2 separate regions of the Homo sapiens genome follow, and region 1 is linked to region 2. Evidence: read pairs that join two places in POLR2A ChIA-PET (ENCODE). Cell type or tissue: GM12878. All regions are shown on one strand.

What was found. Peaks named below come from ENCODE experiments on the same cell type or tissue, not always from the same donor. Only the 100,000 strongest peaks of a DNase experiment are listed, where the experiment ranks them.
Region 1: POLR2A ChIA-PET joins it to region 2 with 5 read pairs; 3 of 35 experiments call an interaction of 5 or more read pairs at or near these places.

Annotation. Positions count from the first base shown.
Region 1 is chr10:34,299,768-34,302,267 of GRCh38, forward strand. The region is part of intron 20 of PARD3 (par-3 family cell polarity regulator); the gene reads right to left. Among named protein-coding and RNA genes, the nearest start is that of LINC02629, 400 kb to the left of the region's middle. In GM12878, no CTCF peak of the experiment used is centred here; no DNase peak of the experiment used is centred here.
Region 2 is chr10:34,373,871-34,376,370 of GRCh38, forward strand. PARD3 (par-3 family cell polarity regulator) reads right to left here. Exons shown (of 25, transcript NM_001184785.2): 11 at 1,004-1,132. Among named protein-coding and RNA genes, the nearest start is that of PARD3, 440 kb to the right of the region's middle. In GM12878, no CTCF peak of the experiment used is centred here; a DNase peak (open chromatin) is centred at 1,301.

The DNA of each region.
Region 1 (2,500 bases), 74 kb before region 2:
AAGAAAGATAAAATCTTAGTGGTAACCCATTTAAAGACTGTAATGGTATCTAACTATTACCAAAATTACCAAACAATAGCTAACTGGTTACATGGTCTACCTTTTTAAAAATAATAATTAGTTCATAATACTTTATTACTGAAAATATAAAAGAAAATCAAAATTGTGTCACAGTAGGAAAAACATATAAGTCTACACTTTCCTGGGAAATACACTTTCAGAAATAATTCCAGTTAAAATGTTTCCGAATGCAATAACCGGAGAGTACATCATACACAGAGTGACTCACGAAATTAAAAATGCATGTACAAATAAAAAGTTCACATTAATAGTTTGAACATACCAAGGACTTTATGTCTCTTTGGATAGACATGAAAGATGGACACTGTTGCCCTGAAAAACAAAGATATCCACAAATCATAGTATATTACAATTTTTTTGGAAGTCATGGGAATAGAAGCATTCACGAATCTTGGAAAAAACAAACCCTGGGAAAACACAGTCTGGAAATGTATGTGAGTACATAGTGGGGGCTCCTGATTATGTGTTATAATGGTTAAATGTCACAATATTGGAAAAGAAAAGCTTCCTAAAAAGGTAATTTTGGCCAGGCATGGTAGCTGACACCTGTAATCCCAACACTCTGGGAGGCAGAGATGGGAGGATCACTTAAGGTCAGGAGTTCAAGACCACCCTGGATAACAAAGTGAGAAACCATCTCTACAAATAAATGAATGAATGAATGAATGTGCATGCCTGTGGTCCCAGCTACATGGGAGGCTGAGGCAGGAGGCTGCAGTGAGCCATGCTTGCTCTACTGCACTCTAGCCTGTCCGACCTGGGTGACAGAGCAAGATCTTGTTTAAAAAAAAAAAAAAATGGCAGGGCTGGGGGCAATTTTAAAGCTTGGACTTTGACAAAACAATTTACTGACTATAAGTACTTTTCTTGTTCTGTAAGCATGAGAGAAGACTGGAACTAGGCAGCTAATTTAGAGTAGCTAATGCCACGAAGATCCTTAACCCACAGATAGCTCTAGGAAGGTCGTGTTCAGCAGGACAACTCCCAACATACAAGAGAAAGGCAGAGACAGTGAATGACAGTCTCTCACCATGGAGGGTAAGAAGTGATCCTACAGGCAGCAAAATCAATCACCAAATTTATTTTTCCTGCAACTTTTGTTAAGTACTTACAAATTAATTCCTTATATCCTAATAGCTACAATCCTTTGTGAGAATCTGCAATTAGGATTCACTTAATGTCACCTAAAAGGTCATTTCTATTGCTCAAAAACTATGGAAATCTGGCACAGGTTTTGCGCTTGTGTTTGTATCACAGTGCCACGAAAAAAGCTCTGCTTCTTAAAACAGGGATATGCGATGTTCTCAACTTGAACAAGCATTAGCATCAGAGATGCTAGCCACACCTGCATCATATAGAAATATTCAAGTATATCACAGAGTGCTGGGTAACCCTTCAAAATAGGTCCAGTTGACACCTACTGACTAATCACTCCATGTAGCCAAGACCAGGAGGACTTTCTGACCTCTCAGCAGGAACAATGTTGACCACATCATTCTAATTAATTAAAAACACATCCTTGCTTTAATGGCTTTAGTGACTGCACTCTTTTGGTTTTCCTCCTCTCTCTGCAGTGGCCTCTTCTCAGTTACCAACAGCTCCTTCCTCTGCCCCATTCCTGCCCTGAGCGCCAGTGATATTCAAAGGGGCCTTAGAACTCTCTCTGGCCACCTTCTATTACTCCTTCCCTCTATACGCACTTCCCAGACCATCTGTTCACTCACACTGCCATGGTTGCAAGCACCACCTGACATGTCTTTGATTTCCAAATCTCTACAGTGCCAGCCCTTCCCCCTCTTCCACCCTCCAGTTCCCTCCAGGTAGACATATCACAGGCTTATGAGATGCAACATGTCACATGTCCTCCAAATAGGATCCTCTTCCAGTATTTACTAGCCGGTGTGTGACTATCCACCCAGCTGACCAGGCTAAAACTGTGGCAATTCTTTCTTATTGTTCTTTCTCCTTTCTTTTTTTTTTTTTTTTTTTTAACATCAAATCAAATAAGCAAGTCCCCTAGAGTCTACCTGAGAAATACATCTATATGTCTCTGTCCCTACGGCTACCTCCATCACTGGCCACAATTTTTACAAAAGCTGCCTCACAGTTCCTGACATCACTCTGGTCTAGCCCTTCAGTTCACTCTACACACTGTGGTTAGAGGAATCTTTTAATTTTCTAAACACTGTAAACTTTATCAAGCTATTCTCTTGAATGGCTACCCACTATCTTTAGGAGCAGAGTCAAGCCATATCGAGTCATTTATGAGAGGCCACCTGCCTCTCCAATGCCTCCAGGTTCCTCATCCCACCCTCGCAAACCGAGAGGATTTCCACCATCTAAATGGTGTTTTTCAAATTTTGTTTTGGAACTCACTGAAGACCTGAAATTGATTTAGTGGCACTTACTTACCATTTAA
Region 2 (2,500 bases):
ATATAGTTATTTTTATCATAACACATCCATACTTGAAGACACAAGAGAATTTGGGCTATATGATAAATTTGGAAACCTCGTTTCTAAAACCTTGTCACTCTAGATTATACAAATTAATTTTTGTTTAGCACTAAGAGCTAGATGAAAAGGATGTATTCCAAAATGATCCAAGTAGAATCTGTTTTGAAATATTTAAAATACCACTTGTACTTGAAATAAAACAATTTTCTTACCACATCAAAAGACAAAGGCAACTCCTCCAATTATGTCATTTTTATATATAAATGAAACCTAGCACTTTTGCAGAAAACCACTCAGAACTATGTACATTTAAGACACTTATTTCATTCACACCAATACCATGTAAATACTCAGATGTATTAATGTATGTATGGAAAGTGAAGGAGATAGGTTGCAAAAGTTGTAAATGCCTTTTCATTTCCTTCATTTATGTCATCCTAAGTAACATGACCTATATTTGTATAATTAATAGCCATGAGGCTTATTGCCACTTAGGTCTTTTTATTTTTAATAATAATTTTTTTAAAAAGGTATTCCTTTTCATACAACAGTAAGGAAGCAAGCATCTATTTGGCTTACTGACATGTACTATGAAAATGTGAAATATGAAAATTTGTCATATGCAGTGTGGAAGATGGCAAGCTTTCAGCGACAGTCTGTGGAGTGACAGTTCTGAAATAATCGGCGTCTCTGTATTCAGTCAGTCCATCTGAGGGTGTACAGTGATGAACATTTGATGCCCTTGAAAATATCCCTACAGTCTGATGTTTAAGTACCCCTCCATTCATTACTGAGGATATCCATTTCTGAAACTAAGGGAGTATTAGAGAAAAGAATGTTTGTATTCAGTGAGGGCTGAAAGAAATATAAGATCTAGAAACTCCTCAGAAAATGTCTCAATAAACATTTGCCATCAGGCAACTAACCCAGACCCCTGGCTGCTGCATATCAGAAATCTTTCATCTACTCTAAATTTACACACCAGTTCCCTTGGGTGGAAGGCGTCTTCCTGGCGAAAGACCAGAAGGCTCACAGTTCCTTCCATCTTGGTGCTTCTCAACAGCGAAACAACTTCCTCTTGGGATTTGCCCACTAAATCTACTCCATTTACCTAAAACAAAACAAAAGTTTTCAGCTGTAATCCTGTGGAAACAACAGGAAAACACACACACACACACACACACACACACACACACACACACACTCTAGGACTAGCCATATCTGCTATGGAACATAACTCATTTCATGCACAATTCTGCCATGATCTGGGAACCACTAAGGTTTTGTGACTAATAAAGAAACTAAGACCAGATATCTAGAAGAGAGGAAGTGGTCAATCTTTTAGTGTTCATCATTAAACCCAAAGTGACAATCACCAGGGCATTGACAAGTACCAAGCAATAAATATTTCAAAAATGTCAAGTTAACACAAAACTTACTGGCTTAGAACAGAGATATTTTGATAGCCTTGTGCATCATAGGTTTTCTTACACCAAAATAAAAAGGTGTTGCTCTTATAAAGGGTAATAAAAACACACCAAAAATATTTTGGTACAGTATTTTCACTTTAAATGAAATTTTACTGATAAATATAAATAAAACACTTTACCTCTAAAAGGTAAACATTAAAGAAACTACAAAACAATATTTTTTAGCAGGGAAGCAATATTTCAGCTGAAATTTTTTCAATGTTATGAGAGAATTCAAGCAGGAAAAAAATTTAAAACAACTTGTTCTTAGGGAATCTTTTATCTAACAGGAAGTATAACATCATTATCAGAAAGCACTATATACTCCACAGAAATGAGAGCATATGTTTCCTTTAAAAGGTATTCTACATTTTTCTTTTTAGACAAAAAAGACATTTTGTCCAAGGCAAATAAGTTTATAACTTAAATTACAGTATCAAAATTTTCCTGTAGTTAAAATATATTTCAGAACATTTCCCCTTCTGAAAAAAATCAACCTCATATACCTCAAGGTACTACTATTAAGGAATTGCAGACAGAAGGACTGAATTCAAGTTCCAGTGGAGACTCTTACAAAATAAAACAAGCTACGACTGCACACATGGGCTAATATACCACTCAATTTATACCCCAAGGACAAGCGGCCTTTTCAGGAAGCAGAACCCTAAACATAATTTGTACTCAAACAAAAGAAAGTGAAAAAAAATCTAGACAATTAAGTCACTTGATCCTTTTTTCTTTGTATGATTCTAATTATCTAGACACTCAGAGAAAATGCACGTAAGTATCAATATTGTATAGCTACAACTGTAGATACTAGAAGGTTGGGCTTAAAGCATGCAAAAATGAAGTTTCCATTTTAAGACAAAGATGACAGCTATGGAAATAAAGCCTAACTCGAAAGACATGCAGGTTGCAGGTCTTTCTCACTGCTTTAAAATAAAAAGGTTTTTCTGATATGTTGAAAGTAAAGCGATTATGTGATAAAAGAAAAAAGTGACTCAATAATA